Regions from separate parts of the Mus musculus genome. Here regions 1 and 3 are each linked to region 2. Evidence: chromatin loops called from intact Hi-C (ENCODE). Cell type or tissue: gastrocnemius. All regions are shown on one strand.

What was found. A loop is a pair of places that touch in the nucleus more often than their neighbours do. Peaks named below come from ENCODE experiments on the same cell type or tissue, not always from the same donor. Only the 100,000 strongest peaks of a DNase experiment are listed, where the experiment ranks them.
Region 1: a loop joins it to region 2, with 13 times the contacts of the local background. A loop is called at or near these places in 18 of 42 quality-filtered maps.
Region 3: a loop joins it to region 2, with 5 times the contacts of the local background. A loop is called at or near these places in 3 of 42 quality-filtered maps.

Annotation. Positions count from the first base shown.
Region 1 is chr2:85,557,021-85,565,020 of GRCm38, forward strand. No RefSeq gene overlaps it. Among named protein-coding and RNA genes, the nearest start is that of Olfr996, 18 kb to the right of the region's middle. In gastrocnemius, a CTCF peak has its summit at 4,366 (motif pointing left); a DNase peak (open chromatin) is centred at 4,367.
Region 2 is chr2:85,243,143-85,251,142 of GRCm38, forward strand. It overlaps Gm13715 (a long non-coding RNA gene), which reads left to right. Exons shown (of 5, transcript XR_374759.2): 5 at 375-536. Among named protein-coding and RNA genes, the nearest start is that of Gm13715, 39 kb to the left of the region's middle. In gastrocnemius, a CTCF peak has its summit at 3,544 (motif pointing left); DNase peaks (open chromatin) are centred at 3,537 and 7,277; H3K27ac peaks cover 2,311 bases.
Region 3 is chr2:84,952,933-84,960,932 of GRCm38, forward strand. Slc43a3 (solute carrier family 43, member 3) reads left to right here. Exons shown (of 13, transcript NM_021398.3): 11 at 2,499-2,685; 12 at 3,340-3,454; 13 at 4,754-5,577. The coding sequence ends at 4,852. Among named protein-coding and RNA genes, the nearest start is that of Slc43a3, 20 kb to the left of the region's middle. In gastrocnemius, a CTCF peak has its summit at 3,543 (motif pointing right); a DNase peak (open chromatin) is centred at 3,557; H3K27ac peaks cover 347 bases.

The DNA of each region.
Region 1 (8,000 bases), 310 kb after region 2:
TTCTGTGTTTGCTAGGCCCCGGCATAGTCTCACAGGAGACAGCTACATCTGGGTCCTTTCGATAAAATCTTGCTACTGTATGCAATGGTGTCAGCGTTTGGATGCTGATTATGGGGTGGATCCCTGGATATGGCAGTCTCTACATGGTCCATCCTTTCATCTCAGCTCCAAACTTTGTCTCTGTAACTCCTTCCAAGGGTGTTTTGTTCCCACTTCTAAGGAGGGGCATAGTGTCCACACTTCAGTCTTCATTTTTCTTGAGTTTCATGTGTTTAGGAAATTGTATCTTATATCTTGGGTATCCTAGATTTTGGGCTAATATCCACTTATCAGTGAGTACATATTGTGTGAGTTCCTTTGTGAATGTGTTACCTCACTCAGGATGATGCCCTCCAGGTCCATCCATTTGGCTAGGAATTTCATAAATTCATTCTTTTTAATAGCTGAGTAGTACTCCATTGTGTAGATGTACCACATTTTCTGTATCCATTCCTCTGTTGAGGGGCATCTGGGTTCTTTCCAGCTTCTGGCTATTATAAATAAGGCTGCTATGAACATAGTGGAGCATGTGTCCTTCTTACCAGTTGGGGCATCTTCTGGATATATGCCCAGGAGAGGTATTGCTGGATCCTCCGGTAGTACTATATCCAATTTTCTGAGGAACCGCCAGACTGATTTCCAGAGTGGTTGTACAAGCCTGCAATCCCACCAACAATGGAGGAGTGTTCCTCTTCCTCCACATCCTCGCCAGCATCTGCTGTCACCTGAATTTTTGATCTTAGCCATTCTGACGGTTGTGAGGTGGAATCTCAGGGTTGTTTTAATTTGCATAAGGATGTTGAACATTTTTTCAGGTGCTTCTCGGCCATTCAGTATTCCTCAGTTGAGAATTCTTTGTTTAGGTCTGAGCCCCATTTTTTTTTAATTTTTTATTAGGTATTTAGCTCATTTACATTTCCAATGCTATACCAAAAGTCCCCCATACCCACCCACCCCCACTCCCCTACCCACCACTCCCCCTTTTTGGCCCTGGCGTTCCCCTGTACTGGGGCATATAAAGTTTGCGTGTCCAATGGGCCTCTCTTTCCAGTGATGGCCGACTAGACCATCTTTTGATACATATGCAGCTAGAGTCAAGAGCTCCGGGGTACTGGTTAGTTCATAATGTTGTTCCACCTATAGGGTTGCAGATCCCTTTAGCTCCTTGGGTACTTTCTCTAGCTCCTCCATTGGGAGCCCTGTGATCCATCCATTAGCTGACTGTGAGCATCCACTTCTGTGTTTGCTAGGCCCCGGCATAGTCTCACAAGAGACAGCTACATCTGGGTCCTTTCGATAAAATCTTGCTAGTGTATGCAATGGTTTCAGCGTTTGTATCTGAATCCCATTTTTTAATGGGGTTATTTGATTTTCTGGAGTCCACCTTCTTGAGTTCTTTATATATATTGGATATTAGTTCTCTATCTGATTTAGGATAGGTAAAGATCCTTTCCCAATCTGTTGGTGGCCTTTTAGTCTTATTGACGGTGTCTTTTTCCTGTCTTTTTTCCACTGGATGATTTTAGCTCTTTTGTCAAAGATCAAGTGACCATAGGTGTGTGGGTTCATCTCTGGGTCTTCAATTCTATTCCATTGGTCTACTTCTCTGTTGCTATACCAATACCATGAAATTTTTATCACAATTGCTCTGTAGTACAGCTTTAGGTTGGGCATGGTGATTCCACCAGAGGTTCTTTTATCCTTGAGAAGAGTTTTTGCTATCCTAGGTGTTTTGTTATTCCAGATGAATCTGGAGATTGGCCTTTCTAATTCATTGAAGAATTGAGTTGGAATTTTGAGGGGATTGCATTGAGTCTGTAGATTGCTTTTGGCAAGATAGCCATTTTTATTATATTGATCCTGCCAATCCATGAGCATGGGGGATCTTTCCATCTTCTGAGATCTTCTTTAATTTCTTTCTTTAGAGACTTGAAGTTCTTTTTTATTTATGTTGGGTAATTTTTTATTATGTATTTTCCTCAATTACATTTCCAAATTATAGTGCTGTCCTGAAAGCTTTACAGTCTACCTTAGTAGCTAAGGGTCGTAGTATTCAGTCTTAACTACGGTTAAGAATCAAAGTAGGCTATTGGTGAAGGACTGGGAGATAATTCTCCTCCTAGTGCCCAAGAGAAAAACATAACTGGGAGAGACAATAGTAGTCAACTTCAGTGTGATGTGCCAGTGTTTATCACTCTCAAATCCAGCCTCAATGGTAAGGGTGGGTATTAATATCAGCTAAGGACCGGAGTAGCCAAGAAGAACTCAGAAACCTTCTGATCCCTCCATAGGGCTAAAAGAGCAACACTGAAATAGGGGAAAGGTAGGAGATGAACATATTTTCCCCATGATTCCTTTAACTGCTTACTCTTTAATTGTCCTCCTTGAATTTGGGGGAAGGACTAGCTGTATGTATAAACATACAAATACTCACAGCAAGCTTATTTCTCTCTCTCTCTCTCTCTCTCTCTCTGTGTGTGTGTGTGTGTGTGTGTGTGTGTATGTGTGTGTGTGTGATGCTGAGGTCACAGTTGGATGTCTTGCCTCGCCACTTTCTATTTTTTGGTGTTTGTCTGTTTGTTTGTTTGCCTTGTGTTTTGACCCAGTGTCTCTCACTGAACCGGGAGCTCAGTGTTTTGCCTACACTGCCCCGCTAGTGACTGCAGGGATCATCCTGAGTCTTCTCACACCTGGAATTGCTCGAATTTTGCTTTTTTACATAGATATGGGGGCCCTGAATTCAGTTCCTTGCTTTTAGCCACTGAACCATTTACCCATCCTACCATTTACAAATATGCTATGATACATCACATCCTGTTGTTTGATATTTTGTGAAACATATAGAAACAGCTGGACTGGTCCCCCTTCCAGAAATTCTTCCACAAGAGCATTCATTAATCACATCATAAAAGATTAACATTCATTAATCACATCATAAAAGAAACCAGAAAACTAACCGATTATAAATATCTCTTGACATAAAACATACTTTTGCTTTAAAGAGCTACTTAAAAATTGAGTGATTGGTAAAATATCTCACAGACACATTCACATTCGAAATGTAACAAGTGGATAAAATCCCACGGTAAGCAATGTTATTTTAAACACAATGTCAGAAACTGACAGACAGCAGGTGAGTCACACAGAAGTTAAAGGAGGAGGCCTGGATAATTTCACAGTAACTTCAAACAGTATCTATGGACCTTTGTGACCATTAGCTGATGATGTTAGAACCTGTTAAGAATCGTGCACACTTATCTAATATAAGTTGGGATCCACTTTATGAGCAAGTACATCTTATATAATTTATATTTAGTTCACTGTGACAACCGGGAACTCTGCCACCAAACAGCCACGTGATCATGGGTTGGGAGAAGTATATGAAAAGTTCACTTCCTTGTTTGTAAAAGTGAGAAGTTAGATTCTATTAACCGTGGCCTGCTCTCTTGTTAAATGTCTTCTATGTCTATGAATAAGTCAATCAACTGAAGATACCTGACTAGGAAGGGACAGGATTTCTGTGAACTTGTTCAGATTAACCACTTTTCCTTCTCTTGACAAAAGGAAAGAGAGTTGTGGCATAAGGATCCATATGTCACATTTGATTGGGAAAAAAATGTGTGACATTTTTAGTTGACATTTTATTTGGCACAGAGCAATATTAGACCAAGTTTACTTCCTTTTGGACTATACTTCACAAACTGACCTTGACATTCATTCTGATATCATCTGACTGTTCTTACGAGTTGGAGAGAGATTACACAAAAATTGCTTCATGCAGACTGTGAAGTAGGTGGGTATTTGCATTTTTTGCAGAGGAAACAAATAAAATATCTAATGCAAATCAGCTGAGTGTCGTCTGAGGTAGCAGCTTGATCATGGAAAGGTAAGTCTCATGACCTATAGGTAACATAAACAGAAATTAAATGGTGACTAAAGGATCTCACAAAAATATTTAGTTTGGAGAACTATAGTCTAGGGCCTAACTAGAGTTTCAGAAACATACTCTAGCTTCTTGTGAGAAATTGGATTCATGGGTGCTGAGATAATATTTTATGATAATATTTTTATGTGCAAATATTATCATGAGATGATATCTCTGCAAACCAACGAACAATGAGTTTGTTGTTATTATGGATATAAAATTTCAACATTTTAGAAATCTTATTTTAAAGATATTAGTAAAATTCATAATCAGGGTATTTATAGTTAGGAAAAAGAGATCTGTGTCATGGTCTGAATATTGGTGATTGAATTTCATGTTTCCGCTGTGATTTGAAGCAGGCAGGCCATTGAGATCTCTTTGTGTGTGGATGCGTTGCCACCTTCTGGTCATTAGTTGTAATTACATAGCAAGCTTTCAAAGGCTGCTGCAAAGGTGGGATTCCCAGTTTGCATTTCTTAGAGCCTGAGATGATGATTCCTTTGAATAATGTGCTCAGGAGGTAAACGGAGGCACAGTACTGAGGAAATGACAAATGGGAAAGGTGATTAATAAAAGTAACTGCTACCACGTAACTGAGGTTTAGTGTCTGTTGACAGCTTGAAACATCTCGGAATAAACCTATTGAAAAAGGAGGGTTGGGATGAATGTACATCAGGTCTCATCAGTCATTCCCTTATGGAAGCACTTGGGGATTGTTAACTACTGGACACTCTAGGACTTCCACGGAGGTGCCAGTGATAACTGTTAAGCAGAAAATGCAAGATTCATCCATCTAAATTCGAAGGGACTGGAACTATCCCCTCTTTTTTTTTTAAATATTTTTTATTATTACGTATTTTCCTCAATTACATTTAGAGTGCTATCCCAAAAGTCCCCCATACCCTCCGCCCCACTTCCCTACCCACCCATTCCCATTTTTTTGGCCCTGGCATTCCCCTGTACTGGGGCATATAAAGTTTGCAAGTCCAATGGGCCTCTCTTTCCAGTGATGGCTGACTAGGCCATCTTTTGATACATATGCTGCTAGAGTCAAGAGCTCCGGGGTACTGGTTAGTTCATAATGTTGTTCCACCTACAGGGTTGCAGATCTCTTTAGCTCCTTGGGTACTTTCTCTGGCTCCTCCATTGGGGGCCCTGTGATCCATCCAATAGCTGACTGTGAGCATCCACTTCTGTGTTTGCTAGGCCCCGGCCTAGTCTCACAAGAGACAGCTATATCAGGGTCCTTTCAGCCAACGCTTGCTAGTGTATGCAATGGTGTCATCGTTTGGAGGCTAGTTATGGGATGGATCCCTGGATATGGCAGTCTCTAGATGGTCCATCCTTTTGTCTCAGCTCCAAACTTTGTCTCTGTAACTCCTTCCATGGGTGATTGTTTCCAATTCTAAGAAGGGGCAAAGTGTCCACACTTTGGTCTTCGTTCTTCTTCAGTTTCATGTAGACATTTCAAGTAATTGTGAGACAGGTTACTTCTATTTCCATCTCTGGATATCAAGCCAACATAGTGACAGTTTCACCGTGGGAAACTGTCCTAATCATTCTGTTATCCCAAATAATGACACTAATGCTATTTATGAGCCATTTTAGCATTTAGTTTGCCAGTGGCTTCTGTACATGTGTCCTGAATCAGAGTGTATTAGGTTCCTGCTCATGTATCTGTTTCTCTTTTGTGTGTGTGTGTGTTGTGTGCGCGTGTGCGTGTGTGCACTCGTTCATGTGCACATGCACATGAGCAAGTGCACTGGGTGTCTCCAACCTTGCTTCACTGTGTTTTGAGAAAATGTCTTTCACTAACACCAAAGCTAGACAGACTGGCTAGCGAGCTGGAGGGATATAGCTGTCTTCCCCTCCACAGTGTTAGGGTTATAGGTGCATGCCACTCTGAGTGCCTTTTTACCTGGATATTGGGGTTCTGAACTCAGATCTTTATGTTTGTGCTGTAGATATTTCACTTTCTAGGCTGTTTACACTAATCCCCTTGCTGTTATCTTCTTGTCTCTGGTCTGAGGTTGTTTTTAGGTGGAATACTATGATGATACTTTACATACTTTGTGAGGTTTCAGATTTAATGACAGCTGAAGGCTGGGAGAGTATGAACCAGGCCTGGCATTTGTGTTAATGCCAATAAAATAAAATGGTTGTTTTCCTATTATGTGTGGTGGCAAATGAAATAAATAAACCTAACACCATGCGCATGGTTAGTTTTCTCATAGGATAAGGCCTTACCATTGTGCCTGGATCACTCTTTTATTGACAAAATAGCTGTTTAGTGTCATCAGTCTCAGAAAATTGATTTGCCTTGAAGAGAATGAGCACCGGAGCATATGTTTATATGAAGCCTCACCCTGCATCTACAGTTACCCCGATAATAGAGTCATTGTGATAGCATTGAGGAGGCTGAGGGCAGAAGCCAGTTGCTGTCACCTGCTTAAGTCATCCTGTCAACCCCATCCCATGATTTCTGCTAAGAGTGATATGGATTGACATTGATTTGAAATTGAAAAGTATATGTGCCTATATAGTTCTAGTCACACACTTCTCATTCAGATTATTTGTCTCTGATCTTTCATAATAGCTTCTTCAAGCTTCTGACCAGAAATTAAGAGCATTTATAATATCTAGAAGTCTGATAATATTTTTTTAGCAAAGTCTTCTTTTTTCTCCATAAGCACAATGCGTTCTTTTAGAAAGCTCACACCATAAAGCTTAGTTCAAAGTATCCTTTGTAAGAGCAGGGTTTTAAATATTCCAGGGCAGGACCATAAATTTGGGCTGACATCATTTTCAAATGAGTATAAAAATGATTTTACCCTACACATCTTAGGAACCAAGGAGATGAGGAGAGAAAGAGATTAATTTTAATCTCACGTTGCGAAGCAATTATGGTAGCAAAACCACTCATAATTCTGAAAAAATTCAAATTTCAAAATTTCAAATGTTCACTAATATTACTGGTGAAGACAGGCAAGAACTCCCAACAAAATACTAGCAAACCAAGCCCCATAGCAAATAAAAAGAATCACTCACTTGGTCAAGTGAGATTTTGACATAAGATATGAAAATACTACAAAATAAATAAGTAGACATGATTCCCCACAACAGTGAAGCAAATGTCAAAACTGCATATAGCAAAATAGAAAAGACATTTGAGGAAATCCAGTGTTGCTTCACAATTTCAAATGTTCAACAGGTTGGGTGTGGAGTAGTTAAATGTCAGGATAACAGAGACCTTGTATGACAAACTCTTAGTATCATAGTCACTGGAGAAAACCTGAAAACATTTCCTCAAATTTTGAAGACCTGGCTGGGACCCATCCTACCTCCTAGAACCTCTCTTGTTGCTCAGTTCCACCAAGACAACATAACATGTGCACACACACACACACACACACACACACACACACACACACACACACACACACACACATTGGTATTGGTGGTTTGAGTATGCTTGGCCCAGGGAGCGGCATTCTTTGAAAGTGTGGCCTTGTTGGAGTAGGTGTGTCAGTGTGGGTGTGGGCTTTAAGACCCTCATCCTAGCTGCCTGGAAGACAGTCTTCTCCTAGTTGCTTTCAGAACAAGAGGTAAAACTTTTATTTCCTCCAGAAAAATGTCTGCCTGGATGCTGCCATGCTTCCTGGCATAATGATAATGGACTAAACCTTTGAACTTGTAAGCAAGCGCCAATTAAATGTTGATCTTTGTAAGAGTTGCCATGGTCATGCTGTGTCTTCACAGCAGTAAAACCCTAAGACAGTAAGTTGGTACCAAAAGGAGGGCATTGCTGTGATAGGTCTGACCATGCTTTTGATTGGAAGAATGTGGGTTTGGGGACGTTGGATTTGGAGTGCAGTGGGATGCTTTAAGAGGAGCTTAGTGGGCTATCCTAGTAGGAATATGGAAGATTGTTGCTGAGGGTGATTTGAAATGGGGAAGCCTGCCTATAGAGGTTTCAGGGGAGAAGAATTTTAGCATGTGTCTGAGAAGCTGTTCTTATAACATTTTGGTGAAGAAT
Region 2 (8,000 bases):
AAAGTTTATAATTAGTTTTTAGTCAAACTTGGATAACCATTTCCCTGTCATCTCAGCTGTAATGAAGGGAGATCAGCAAGCCTCACTGGGAGTCCCAAGACATAAGGTCTTATGCTTCTTGTTGACTTTCAGAAGATCATGGGCTTGGTCTCATTGTCCTTTGACCTTGATCCCTTTCCTAAGAGTGGCTGACTTAGGTGAATGTCTCCTAAATATCTGGCTGTATCTAAGAGGAAGCTCTTTAGTACTAGAGTAATTCACGGCCTGAATATCCTGCTAGCTAGGCCTCCTGGTTGGTTGGTGTTGGAGCTGGGTTCACAGGGTGCTAACACCATACTGGCTAAGCTGGCTTTTGTATTGCTGTCTTCCCACAGATATGGCCTCTGAGATGGTGCAGCTGCAGGAGAGGTTCCTCTTGATCACTGTGCTGACTGACAGAAGGTTGAGATGATCCATGATGCCTCTGCTGGGCTATAAACACGGTTCCTTGAAGTACATGATTGTGTTTGGAAATAAAGCTTTCTGATGCAAATTAAGAGGAAGTCATGCTGGGTCATTTTGGACTCTAATGGTCAGTGCTTTTATAAGAAGAGGGGAGTTTGGCTAGAGCACAGAGGGAAGATGACTGAAGACATAGGGTGAGGGAAAAGGATGTGGGATGGAGGTGATGAACTTACCAAGTACTGTGAGGATTACCTGTAGCCATATTAGCTAAGAGACAAGGAAGGAATCTCCCTTTTAGTGGCCTTAAGACAGAGCACCAACCTACGAACCCATGGCCTTCATATTGTAAGAGCATATAGAGTGGTGAGACAATAAATTTCTAAAATTTAAAACCATCCAGTGTATGGCCCCATTCTATGTATACTGTATAGCAACTGTAAGACATGAATACAACATCACATAACTCTCTGAACTTTTAAACTCCAGAATATTATGTGCTCTTAAAAATAATTTTCAGCTCTTTATTGGGCTTCTTAATTTGCTGAGTCATTGTTATCATTTTTTTCTTAATTCTTTAGCATTGTTTCTTGCAGGCCTTTGAATATACTTCTTTATTTGAATAACTTTGGCCATTAAATCCAGCAATTGCATCTAGTCAGAGGTCTTGCCTATGCAATTATTTCTGTCCTGGGTATAGATCATTCCTTCTCCTTCTTCCTTCCCTACCTCTTCTTTTTCCTTCCTTCTTTCCACCTCCTTATTTCTTTATATTGTATTTTCTTTTTGCTTTTTAAAAAGACTTATTTATTTTATGTATATGAGTATACTGCAGATGTTTTCACACACACCAGAAGAGGGCTTCAAATTCCATTACAGATGGTGGGGAGACAACTTGTGGCTGCTGGGAATTTGAACTCAGGGCCTCTGGAAGAACAGTCAGTGCTCTTAACTGCTGAGCCATCTCTCCAGCCTTATATATTTTCTTTTGAGGCAGGGTCTTCTGTATCCCAGAATGGCCTCAAACTCTCTATAAAGTCAAATATTAACTCCACCTCCTGCTTCCACCTCCCAAGTTCTGATAATACAGGCAAGCCTCTCCTAGTCTGACTTATGGTTTGCACAGTGCTAGAAACTGTACTGTATTCAAGAATGATACACACTGTACTAATTGAGCTCCATGTCTAGTCTGTGCTTTCCTATTTTTTCATGCTTCATAATTTCTTATGGTTGAGACTTGCATGATTTAGGTCATGTACTGGGTGACTTACGTGCTAGATTTTGATCTCTATCCAATTTTGTTGCTGCTGTTTGTTTGTTTAGTCACTGATCTGGACTCAGCCTGTGGGTACTATTCCCTGGTGGTATATGGCTGCTGACATGTCTCTCTGGTCGTTAAATGTCTTGTTTTATTTAAACTTGGCTCCTCTACTTCTTCCAAGTTCAGTGGTCAGCCAGTGTGTGGTCATGAGTGTTGTTGTTTCCTGCTGCCACATTTTATTATCAGATGCACAGAGGTGTATTATTTACAATATGTTAGAAGGTATGGGTCACATGGCTAAAATCATGGCATCACCAAGGGTGTGTTCTTTGGAGGCCCCACTGTAAGAATTCATGTCCTTGATCTTCCAGTTTACATGGGAGCTCTTGCCCTCTATAATACTGGCCTGCTTCCCCCAACTTAACATTCAGCAGAGAAGGTCAAATCCTTCTCCTAGCATCTCTCCTTGACTCAGCTCAAAGCATTCTGTTCATTTAGGGAATCGTGTAATTAGATCAAGCCTGCCTAGATGAACTATCTCCTCTCCCTTTCAAGGCACTTAACTTTAATCACATCTGCAAAGCCCCTTTGCCATGGCAACATAGTCACATGTGCTAGGGTTAAGATCTGGATGTCTCCGTGACGAGGGTAGGTGGGGAGAACATTTCTTTGGTGACCACCTATCTCAGGACAGTAAGGCTCCTACACAGTTCTCTTAGCTCTGTGACTGCTATCCAAATTTAGGCAGTTTCAAGTCTTGTATCTTCTCTGTGAGTGTTTCAGTGTCCTGGCTTACCAAGGGTATGTGAAAGTTTTGTCAAGCACCTTTAAGACACTTTCATCTCTTGGTTTATTATAGGTAATAATATGATTTTATTAACTTCCTGATTAGTCCTTCAGTCTGTCGCTTACCTCAGTCAGCATTGCAATTTCAGGTTAGCAGAACTGTTGCTTTCCTGTGTTTACATGCCTTTGTGGTTGTTCATGTTACTGTAGATGCATGCACTAAAAAATTCCATCCCTGAGCTAACTGAGTCACCTTCAGCAGCGAAGTTGCTGGTACTCGTGTGCATTCTCACTGGGGTAGAGCCACGTGCCTGCCCAGGCTGAATGAGTCCAGGAGGTGATGAAATCAGTTCCCAGCCCCAAGCTCAAGCACCACAAACTCACACAGTTCTTTTCTAACCTTTACTAGTTATTCTACTTGTTGTGTATAGTTGGTTGGTTTCCAGAGCTCTTAAATGGTTGTTTTTGACAACTCTGTTTTTCGTATTTATGAATCCTCTGGAGAGGATTTATTGTCCTTTCCGTCTGCCTTCAGGAAGCCTACTCTTTATAAGGTTTGGTCCACTTGTGTTTAAAATGATTAGTGATTCTGTTGAGGCTGCGTTTGGGCCCTATAAGCAGATCATTAGCATAGATGATAGGGGGTAGAAGTGTCTGAAGGTTTTCTGAAATAGGCTGTTTCAGGTGTAGGGCAGTACTATCATGGAGAAAAGGGATGCCTAGTATCCCAGGCATAAAGGAGAGCAGAGTAAGTGAGTACAGGTGAAGGTGGGTATTAAGTGTTTTAAGGGCCAGCCCAAGGATATAAACAAGAATTTTCTTAGAGTGTTGCTTGTTCAGGCAGTTTTTATGAGATTGGGAGGACTGGATTGATGAATTAGGTTACTCTCTAGGGGCAGCCTCTCACACAACAAACATTTCTGTTAATACGTTGCAAGCTCTTCTCCTGTTTTTGCTATCTGGGTCTATTTTCCTCATTTGTTCCCATCCTCTGGTTCTAGGTGGCTTGGCTGAGCGTTTGATCGTGGGCCCACACTGCCCCCTTGTGCTCAGGTTGTGCATAGCACTGGCATATTTGCTTCCCCACTGGTGGAGGGGAGAGCTCAGAGAACTGGGCTCTGAAGCACGGTTCTTATCACTGTGTTAGGTCTTTTCTTCATGTGGCCAGGCTGACTCCATAATGGTGAACACTCACAGTATTCAACAAATAGAGACACACTGAGGACCTGATTCCAGCAGCCTCATGGACTGCAGGCAAGGGATGGAGACTTCTGCCTACACAGCTGGGTACCTTGACTCCATACATGGTACCCCAGTCCTTAAATTGATTATTATTATTTACTAAGGATCTTCTAAAAATTGTCTGTCTTCCTTTGTAACTTTGATGAGAGTTTTGAATTCATTTCTGAGTTCTTGGAAGTATTTACCATAGGATGATCAGACCTATGAAGATGAGTTTGATATTGTCTCTAGCTTGTAGAAGCTGTCTCTAATGTTCGCAACTCCGGATGCTGGAGACATAGTCCAACCACTATTTTGGAAATGCTGTACACTGACTATGCCCCTCGTCCTTTATGGTCCATCTAGATGTGGTTATGACTGGTTTTCCAGTTCCTGTTCCTGGAATTTTCCCTGTATCCATCCACTGATTTAGCTGGAAAGCACCCCAAACCTCTGTACTCTTTTCCTGTTCCTGGAAAATGCTTTTTCCCTCTCATGTATGTATGTATGCATGCATGTATTTAACTTAGTGTGTGTGGAAAGGTTGGGGCACATCTTTTGGTGTATGTATAGAAGCTAGGACAATTTGCATGAATCATTTCTCTTCTTCTACCAAGGGGTCCCACAGATAGAGCTAAGGTCATTAGGACTGGCAGAATTGGCATAGCATTTTTACCAAAAGAACTTCGTATGTAGCCAGTCCTGGAAAAAAAAATGTTCCCTGTTACTTTGTTCTGGTACATGTCAATACTTCTTGAGAGCTCCTACAATTATTTCTGCAAACCTTCCCCAGGCCTGCCTTGTTCCCATGACATGTGCATATTGTTTTGCTCCTGTTAGTGTCTCTAGCACCTCACTGTGGTTTGTCATACTGTAGACTCTCAGGGATTTGTTTGTGGGCAAAGTACTAAGCATCCCAGGTCTATGATTTGGAAGTGGCTAAGATGAGAGCTGGAAAGTGAGTGGAAGAGGCGGGACTTTAGAGACAGAGAATCAGCAAATCAACAGCTTTATGAAACATCTTAAAGCCTGCATGCACTTCCTGGCTCTCACCTATACAGAGGAATACAGTCTTGCTCCCACTCCCTCTTTTTGACTAACAGGATGTTTTCCTCCTGCTTGGGCTCTCCTCCTTAGTTCATGCCCACTCCTATTCTCAGCCTGGGGTTGACGTTGGAAGTCAGTGTCATGGATCATGGTGAGTCCCCGAGTATTATCTTCTTGGGGTTCAAATACTTCAGGTTCAGATCCAAGACCCACAATTTATTTTTGGTTCAAATTCTTAGACAAACATATTCACCTCTTGGGGCCTCAGTTGCCTTGATTTTAAATCAACATAGTAATTTTTTTTCTCTTTGTCCTTGGTCTGCTTGTGTGAAAATCACATCTGATAGTCAATAGAAAGAGCTTCGTGGTAATGTTGTAGGTTACCATTATCATGCTAACAGGTAAAATCAAATGCATGGCATATTGCTATTGTTCTCTGCATGCTTTCAGGAAAACTGAGACTTAAAAAAGGATAGACTCAATGGATTGGAGAAATATCACATTGGTTAATGTGCTGAATCAACCATAGTCAGGACTTCTCAAACCATACATAAGCAGGGTGGGCTAGTTTCTGAATCCATAGCTTTTATTATTTTTTTTCTAGTTTCTTGCATCCTATGTCACCCTGAAGCCTGTGTAGCATAAAAGTTAAAATTCTGAGGTTCAGGGATTTGAGAGATGTCTCAATGGTTTAAGTGCTTGCCATGCAAGCACGAGAAGTCGAGTTCAGCTCCCCACAACTCACGCAAATGCTACGAGGGCAAGGAGGCCCACCATCTTGGGAAAGAGAACAGGGATCCCAGAATAAGCTGGATACTGGGCCTCACCCACTAGGCATATCGACTAGCTCTGTGTTTGATTAACAGGTCTTGCGTCAGTGAATAAGATGGAAGAGTAATTGAGGATGATTCTGGATGTCAGTCATGGACTTCCATGTGTACGAGACACACACATGTATGCCCACATATAGACAAACGCACACAGACATGAAAATGGAAGAAGGAAAAAGGAAAGCATGAGGTTTAGAGTCAAATAAGAGTTGCTTAAGCAGTAGCTTAGTCTCACTGTGCCTCAATGTCATTTTGTTAAAATGGGAATGATGATAATACTGTGCTTATCTAACGAGCATGCTGCCACTCAATGCAGCAGCCTTGGGAGGCACTCTGAGCAGGGGCTGGTGTACAGTAAATGTCAGCTTTGATCAGATACTCTCGCTTCCTGCTCGTAAGGGTTGGTTGTTTTGCTTTCAAATAAGATAATGAGGGCTAAGTAATGACCTGGTAGAAGGTGAGATAATACATCTAATGAAAAATTGGCTGGGAACCAAGGACAGAAAGGAACTCAGTAGCTCCCAGTCCAGTTCACTCATTTTAAAAAGCGGGAAGGAAATATTTTCCCAAAGTTACATAACAAATCCAGTTCAATGTATTGACTTTTTTCTTAAAAAAAAAAAGCCTATTATATCCCAAGCATTATTCACATTTCTGTGGATAAGTGGGTGAATGAGAAATAGCTTTTGCTTATGCAGGAGATTTTCCAAAGTGTAACAGATGCAAACTGAAGTTATCACGGCTAGAATTTAATCTAGAAACCCCTGGGTTGAATAAAATAAAGAAGCAGACTTTTTTTGTGGTGTTGAGATTTGCACCCAGACCTTTGTTCATGGTAGGCAAACACCTGTGGCTGAGGATGCTCACTGAGCTACATCCTCAGCCTAAAGAAGCATTTCGGTCCTGTGCTTTGCTCTACTTAAGAGGGAGGTTTGCTTGCATAGTGAGAGGAGGCTTCTCTTTCCTTGTAGTTCATCTTATAGTTTGTATTTTGTGGCATATTCAATAAAAATATGAGCATGGTTTTAAGTTCATAGACTACTTAGGGGCCAGTAGACACATGGAAATGGATTAGTAAGAAGTTCACCTGAGACGAGGCAGAGATGGAATACAGACTGGTGATCAGATGGACATCCATATGAACGCACACATACATATATGCCCGCACATAGACAAACACACAGACATGTCAGACCTCTTCTTGCTATCCAGTATTTTTATGCAGATGAAATGGGTTTTCAAGGAGTATTGAGATACTGATTTAACCAATGCCTAAGGGCACAGAATAATAACCAGATTGAGGGAGCTAACGAAAGTTTAGTCATGAGCGCTGCCTGCCCAGCTGGCTTTCACTTATTATACTGACTGTCTCAGCTCATGCCATTCTTGCACCAACCCTTTGAGGCAGGTAATATTGCCCTCCTCCATTCCCCCTGTGAGAAAACAGGCATGGACAGTTCAAAAATTGTCCAAAGGCCATTTAGCAAGTAAACAGAGGAGGTAAACTTTGAATCTGAGCAACAGGATCCTGTCTGGGCTTGGGGCCATAGCTAGGCTGGCGTTGGATGTGACGTGTATCTGTTTTTGCCTGTATCTTGTGTACCGGCAAAGACCTTACTACTCAGGAAGCTGGGCTTTGATCTGATGTTGCTGTCCCAGGGGGATGGGGGGATCGCACTTGGCACTCACAGGGCGGCTGTTTGCAGGGGCCGCCATGTGTGGGGGTTGCCATGGCTGCCTCCTCACTGAGGGTTTGCTCAGGTACTACCTTCTTTCTGTTAGCAGCATCCCTATGCTCCCGTCACTATTTCTACCACCTTGGGTGCTTCCCGTGTTGTGCCTCATTTCTAAGATTCTGACATAGGTCTGACATGTTACCTAGACTAACCACAATTGTTTGGCAGGGGGCAACTCTTATTCTTATGGACAGATTTCTCACCCCAGAGCTTGGCTCAGTTATGATGGTCAAGTGAAAAAATATGAGTGAACACAACATCACCCATCAGTGCTGGCAACCTTTCAGATGTCAATATTATATATATAGGATTGTTATTGTTCAGTGAATGTATCTGTGTTCCCATCGTTCCCACATGTGTGAACAGTTTTTTTTTTTTCTCACCTCTTTTGTGATAGTTATGGACCTGTAAGCTGCACTGGGAATGAAAGGTGAATTGGAGGATTGTGAGTGTGACATCACATGCCACACAAATTCTCTGTCATGATGCTGACAGAATGCCAGACAGTGACTCCACCCCCACCCCCAGCCTTGGCCTGGTTGTCTCCCACTGTCCTGGCCTTAGCACAGGTGGGAAGTTTGTTTCTACAGTGCAATCTCCCTTATTCTGACTGATAACTACTGAGAGGGTCCTATGTGATGGTCTTGAAAAATAGAACATCACTCTGGTCAAGGGGTA
Region 3 (8,000 bases), 290 kb before region 2:
CCCACCAGAGACAAGTGGGATTGCTGTCTTTAGAGTCCAGCTGTGTACACACTGAAGCTCAATGGTCTCGTTTTGTGTCTGAGTTTTTATAACTTTATGGGTTTTATTTAAAAAAAACCAAACACTTTGCCTTTGAGAATTTCATACGTGTATACCGTGAGGATCTTACTTGATCCTTCCCTCCCCTCCCCTCCCCTGCCCTCCCCTCCCCTGCCCTTCCCTCTCCTCCCCTGCCCTGCCCTCCCCTCCCCTCCCCTTCTTTTTGAGGGAGATTGTTTGAAAACACATTTAAGCCCTACAATCTATCTGACGTGCTCGCATCCTGCTCTGCCTTCCTCTTCAGTGCTGGGGGCTGGAGATGGGGCTCAGGGCTCTCGTGTACTCTGCAAATGTTCTTCCTCTCAACTGCAATCTGGTCTCCACTGTGTGTGTGTGTGTGTGTGTGTGTGTGTTTAAATTGGCTCTCACTATATATCCCTAGCTGACCTAGAACTCATTATGATCCGGCTGGCTTTGAACTCACTTTGAACAGAACTTTGAGTTCTGTTTGCTCAGTGCTGAGGTTAAAGGCATATAAGGCATATGCTACTGCGAGGGTGAGTGGGTGCATGTTGGGGTGTGCTGGCAAAGTTCAGAGGATAACTTGCGGGGCTCAGTTTTCTCCTACTGTGTGGATCCCAGCAATGGAACATGGGTTGCCGGGGTGGTGACCGGCACCTTTACCTGCTGAGCCATCTCACTGGCCCTCACCATTCTTCTTCAGGCTTGCATCGACCCATCTTTGGCCACTAGAAACTTTACCAGTCTAAAATATGGGACCCTTAGGCACGGCTCAACTTTAGTCAGTGCCCTTGCTGTCTAGTGCTGTGAAAGGTTTGGGTCTGTCTAACTGGACATGTCTCCTGGACCACACTTGAAATTGGCCATTTCTCCAACCAGTATTGGCTATCTAGTGGGAAACAATATTTAGAATCTTCAGGTTAGGTGTTGCACTGGCTAGTTTTGTGTCAACTTGACACAGGCTGGAGTTATCACTGAGAAAGGAGCTTCAGTTGAGGAAATGCCTCCATTAGATCCAGCTGTAAGGCATTTTCTCAATTAGTGATCAAGGGGGAAAGGCCCCTTGTGAGTGGTATCATCTCTGGGCTGGTAGTCTTGGTTCTATAAGAGAGCAGGCTGAGCAAGCCAGGGGAAGCAAGCCAGTAAGAAGCATCCCTCCATGGCTTCTGCATCAGCTCCTGCTCCCTGACCTGCTTGAGTTCCAGTCCTGACTTCCTTGGTGATGAACAGCAGTATGGAAGTGTAAGCCGAATAAACCCTTTCCTCCCCAACTGCTTCTTGGTCATGATGTTTGTGCAGGAATAGAAACCCTGACTAAGACAGGTGTCCTCTCTCCTTGTATGCTGATCCTTTTTTAAATTAATTTTTAAAGTTCTCATGGTGGGTGGTGGACTTCATTACGACATTTCTTATTTTCAATATTTATGACAATGGCATTGTATACATATACAATGGCATTGTGTGTGTTCAGTATGTACCATTCTTATTCATCTCTCTCTCCTGCTGCCCCCCTGCGCCCACTGCCAACCTCCTGCTGGTCTTCATCCTCCCCAGATAGTCTCCCTTCCTGCCTGCATGTCACCCTCTCGCATAGGGGTTATTTCTGCACTCCCACCATCTCCTTTCTTATACTTCAGTGACCTCACGTGCATACTCACATATATGTGCACATGCTGCCCACATGCACATGAGTCCAACTAGACACAGTTATGTTCATTGGTCTCGTTTTTTTGTTTGTTTGTTTGTTTCTGATATTTTGGGATTGCTTCGCTTGCTTGTTTCCTCTTTGAATTTTGTTGAAAACACTCACAGGTTAAGCAGTTACATTTCCTGAAAACCAAAACAGGGTGACGTACAGTTCCTCCTCTGCTAGTTGCTTTCCTTTCTTTCCTCCTTTCTTTATGGTCTTTAAAATACAGCAATCACCTATGTAAACATATATATGTGCCCCTTGCTTAGATCAAATGCAGAGCTTCATTCACACGGTTGTGCAGTTGTCTTTTCTATGACCCTCTCTTTATTCTGGGACCCTCCTCACCCCAATGACTGCTGCCCAGCTCTCTCCTATGTGGCTGGCTTGTACTTGGTGCCATGTGCCTCTGTTGGCGACAGTTTGGGTTGCTTTAGTCCCTTGCTATTACCAGTTCTGTATAAACAATCATTATCAACACCATCATCATCCCTGGTTCTGGGTTGCAGGGGGCAACGGTGGGCGTGGAGCCTGTTCACAGGCCACTGTAACTCTGAGTGAGTTAGGAAGCCCTGTGGAACTGAGACGATCAGACACATCTGACTGACATGTAGGAGGACAGTTATTAACTCTGAGGAGTTGGTGTTGAGATATGACCTGGTTCTCTTTGGTTCATTCTGGTCTTTCTTGGAGTTTCCTGCTCTCCTTTGGGTACAATTACAGGCACCCCTATTTCCTTTTGAACCAGGTTCCTCGTCTGAGGCTGTGGCTCTCTGCTCCATGGTGCCTTCACTGGCTCTGACGTCTCTGCTGTCCCTGGGCTTTGCCCTGTGTGCCTCCATTCCTGTCATGCAGCTACAGTACGCCACCTTCATCCTGCAAGTGGTCAGCCGCTCCTTCCTGTATGGATGCAATGCTGCCTTCCTCACGCTGGCGTAAGTGAGCTTAGGGAGAAGGAGAGTTGGCTGGCCATGAAGAAATTGTGGGGTGGGGTGGGCCTGAAGGTGAGGGTGCGTTTAGAAGGGACCGTGGCTGAGTATGGATACAGGTGGGAAGGAGGGAGCATTAACATGGAGGTGAGGGTGTGTGTAGAAGGAGTCGAGGCTGGATATGGATACAGGTGGGAAGGATGGAACATTCACACAGCAGAGTCTCTGTGTCCAGGGAGAATCTCTGTCTACTCGGTGAACTCTTATTTCCCTCCACTACCCACCTCTGTTTTAACTCTCCCAGAGAAGAGGTAGAAAGGTATTTTCCCATCTTTGTGTCCTTGGCACTCCATTCTTGCTTCTTTTGATAATGCCAGCATCTGTCTTTTCCCTAAGACCTTCTTAGCCTTAGCTTAGCCTGGGCCTGAGTCCCTTCTGTTCCCGTAGGGCTCAAGTTACTACTTGCTCTGTGTCTTGGGGTTAGAACTGAATAGAGTGGGAGAAGAAAGGGCTTGCATGGATGGGTGAAGGGCAGGTCTAGGACAGGGGAGTCGGCTGACAAATGTTCTCAAGCATCAGGCCCCTGCTTGGAGTGGGAGAAGTTGTGTGTGTGTGTGGGGGGGGAATCTGTAAAATTCACTGCAACCTTTCTCTACCTAGATTTCCCTCAGAGCATTTTGGAAAGCTCTTTGGGCTGGTGATGGCCTTGTCAGCTATTGTGTCTCTGCTACAGTTCCCCCTGTTCAAAGTCTCCCCTGAGAGCAACGCTGTGTATGTGAGTACCATGCAGGGTCCATTTCTGGCCAGCCTGTGTGTAGGCCCCTTGACTAGAAAGGTTACCCAGGCTGGACCTATTGCACAGGGCCCCAGCAGGGGGCGCTCTAAGCTGGCTCAGGAGGCCTGGATGTGTTAGAGGCTTCAGTAGTGCAAAAAGGAACTATTTAGGGTTTCACTTCTCAAACTAGGGTCACAGGCAGAGACCTGGCTCAAGCTGGGGCTTCCTAAGGTCGCAGGATTGACACGCTACCACGTCTCAGAAAGCCTGGAGAGAAGAGTTTGTGAGTATGGACAAATATGTGTTACTCCAGAATAGGATGCAAAATCCTCTCAGAATTTCAAAGCCAAAGAGTTTTCTACCTGTAGGCTAACCCTGACTTCTACCTGAGACTGTGGCATATACGACATTTGTCCGAGGTCTCTGCACGCGGGAGTCAGTGTTCTGATTACTGATGAACCTGCCTGCCTCATTAAAAAGAGATCGTCAGGGTGGAGAGATGGCTCAGTGGGTAAGGGCGCTTGCTAGGGTCCTAGGACCCATGGTGGAAGGAAAGACTTAACTGTTACAAGTTGTCCTCTGACCTCCGCATGTGCTCCATGACACTTGAACACACACACACACACACACACACACACACACACACACACATACACACATAGATACATACACACAGATACACAAACACAGATGTACATACACACACACACACACACACACACACACACACACAAATAAATGTAGTAATTCTTTTAAAGCTCAAAGCATAGAGTAAGTATATAAGTCTGTCACTAGAAGAAACAAGACTATGCTTAGGGCATCAGGAGCCCTAACTCAACATCTAGATGTAGTCTAACTGATGCCTCTCCAGCTTCACACGGGACCTGGGAAAGCTCACTAGTGCCCTCTAGGCCATTGCTTCCTCACCCTTGAAATGGGTTTAATAGAGGCTGGCATGTGGCTTATTGGTAGAGGGCTTGCTTAGCATGCACAGGACCCTGAGTTCAATCGTGAGCACTGACTAAGTCATGCATGGTGGTACATCCTATAATTCCTGTACTTGGGAGATGGATTAGACTTTCAAGGTCAGCCTGAGCCTGTCTTAAGAAAGAAAGAAAGAAAGAAAGAAAGAAAGAAAGAAAGAAAGAAAGAAGCCATGAAAATAAACCTAAAGTCCTTCAGGTCACCTTAATGTCTAGGTAGAAAATAGGCCATAGACCAAGTAGGACTTTGGTCCTTCTGTTGGTGATGGGAGTAACTCAGAGTTGCTGGAGTGGCCCCTCTTTCCTGTTTCCCCAGGTATCGATGGGGCTTGCCATTTTCCTGACATTGGTCCATCCCTTCCTGGTGTACCGTGAGTGCCGTGCTGAGAAGACAAAATCGTCTGTGGATGCCTAGTCCACTCTCTAGCCTCGATGATGCCTTTTCTGTTCATTACTCGACTTTGATGATCCAGTATCTACAAAGACTGCCTCCCCAGGAGAACTGTAATCGGCAGTCATAGTTTTTCTTAAACCACTGCCACCACAAGAAACAAACCAACAAAAACCAAAAAAACAGAAACAAAAAACAAGGCACTCAAATGTCACCTAGGACTTTTGATTTCCAAGATGAGTGGAAATTTCAGTGGCCAAGCAGCCTTCACACCAACCCAAAGCAAAGATTTAGATGAGTTTTTAGTTACTCCCTGCACAGGGCCACAGCAGAGCTCATTGCAAGGGACAGGGAGATATGTCACAGAGTCATGCTACCCCAAAGGACTTGGGATCCAACTGACTGGCTAGCCAGAAAGATTTTGGACAACACTTTGTATCTTGCCTGTGAGCAATGTCTCCTCTTCAGGAAAAGGGCTATTCATTGACTTAGGGCAGCTTTTATATATAATTAGCTTGGGGTTGGAGAGATGGCTTAACTCTTAAGAGCACTGGCTGCTCTTCCAGAGGACCTGGTTTGATTTTTAGCACCCACATAGTGGCTCACAAACTGTAACTGCAGTCCCTCCATGGATACTGCATGCTTGTGCACAGACATATATGCAGACAAAACATCCATACACATTAAACAAATATAATTTCTCTAGGGAATACTTTTATACAATAATAAAGCCTCTATGTTTAAGGCAACTACTGCTTCTACCTCTTTGTGTTTGTATGAGCATGTGCTTGTACAAGTGCACAAGTGTCCTCGTGGGGACTGGGTGCAAGGTGGAGGTGGAGGGATCTGGCTGTACATTGTAGCATGGCAGCCTGACACAGAATGGGGGCACAGGGGTGGGTCAAGCTTCTGGGTCCTTGGATGTGAACTCTGAGTCCCTCCCCTTTCTATACCCTTCAACCTCAGTCAATACCCTGTTTGCCTGACTCATGGCACTAGTTGTATCCAGATGGTCCGAATATAAGTCTCCGTTCCATCAGCAGCTCCTGGGAAAGCCCCATAACTACCGAGTCATAGATCTCTCACTTGCAAGAGATAGTTTCACTCCTGACCCCGAGGGTGACCTCGAGAAGAAAGATAGGTGTGTGTGTGTGAGTACCACTTCTTTATTAACCCAGGACCAGATGTGAGAAGAGCAAGTCGGGAGATGGAGGTGGGCAAGATTGGAAAGTCCAGAACATTCCTGTTTTTTTTTTTTTTTTTTTAATTTTTTAATTTATTCTACCCAGCAAAAAAGGGAAGCTGTAAAAAGGTAACGGGAAGAGAGGGTCAGCTGATAGATTTATTTATCTCTCCATCTAGCCACTCAGCAACGGTTTGCTGTACCTTTACAAGGCATCAGGCGCTGTCTTGGGTGCTGGGGATGTAGGTCGGGATGAACAGACACATGGCTTTTCTTTCTTCCGGTGGGGTGCTGAAAGAATTGTCCAAAGGAGTCTAGGTACCTGGATCTGAAGATGGATACCAGAGTTCAAAGGCATGGTTTTGGCCTTGTTACTCTTCTCAGAAGCATCTAGAGGAGTGGCTTTCAACCTTCCTATATGCTGTGACTCCTTAATATAGTTCCTCATGTTGTGGTGACCCCCTACCTTACAATTATTCTTTTGCTACTTCATAAATATAATTTCACTACTGTTGTGGATTATAATGTAGATATCTGGTATGCAGGATATCTGATATGTGACCCCAAAAGGATTGTGACCTACAGGCTTCAGCCTGTCCTTCAAGGCTCCTTGCAATATGACCCCTCAATCTTGCCTCCTCCCCTTCCATCCTTAGGGAAGCACAGCCCATTCTGTGGACCAAGGGCCCTGGTCTCTGCCTTTGTTTGCTGATTTCTCTGTGTAGGCAGTCAATTTTCTCTGCTTGGTAACCCACTGTGTTCAAACTAAAAGAAAATTCTTCCTTGGGCTTTCCAGCAGCAGGGAGTCGTAACACTTGGTCACACCTTCCTTGGTGACCAACATCAGACTGCTTGACTTGGGCAACAAAACTTTGGCTTGCTGTGTACAGACTGTTAGTTAAAGATTATAGAGCATCTTCCTTAGGGTTAGTTACCGTTGCTATGATGAAACACTGTGACCAAAAGCAAGTTGAAGAGAAAAGGATCTATTTGGCTCACATTTCTACATAATAGCCCATCATTGAAGGACAGGAACTCAAATGGGGCAGGAATCTGGAGGCAGAAGCTGATGCAGAGGCCATGGAGGGATGTTACTTACTGGCTTGCTCTTCACGGCTTGCTCAGCCTCCTTTCTTATAGAACCAAGGACCACCAGCCCAGGGGTGGCACCACCCACAATAGGCAAGGAGGCTCTCTTCCATCAATCACTAACGAAGAAAATGCCCTTTACCTGGATCTTATGGAAGAATTTGAGATTCCCTCCCTTCAGTTGGTTAGACTGTGTCAAGCCAATGTAAAACCAGTCAGCATGTAGAGCGAATGGCCATTGGATGAATGATTTTCCCTTGTTCCAGCCTCATTGCCAATTGGAAGGAAAGAGGAATAGCAGGTAGGAAGGTTTAAGGTGAAATGGGGTGCACTGGGAACTTCAGCTCTGTCACTTGTCTGTATGGCCTTGGATGGCAACTTCACTCCCACATCTCATGTCTTTCGTTGTTAATATGGGAGAAAGAGACTTGTCTCCCTGGGTTGTTGCTAGGGATAAGAATTAGGTCAAATACATGGCCCATAGAAGCTCCTGACAAGCACAGCTAATGTTACAGACAACATGCTAAAGCTCTAAAGACATCTAAGGTCTATCAATGGGGAGTGGGCAATCAAAACATACTCATAAAATGGAATATTACTTGGTAATAAAAACCAACAAAATAATAACATTCCATAATGTGGAGGAACTTGAAAGATTATGCTAATCGTGAGAAAGCCCATGAGAGAGACTATGAGTAATATAATTGATCCACATTTGCATATTAATGTCCTGAATATGCAAATCCATGGAGGCAGAAAGCCTACTAATAGTTGTCTGTGCATTGGTGGGCAGGGCATTGGTAGTGCCTGGGCACGATAGCGTTTAAAGATCATTAGAGCAAAACCAGGTGTGGTGGTACACATATTTAATCCTAGCACTCGGGAGGCAGAGGTAGACAG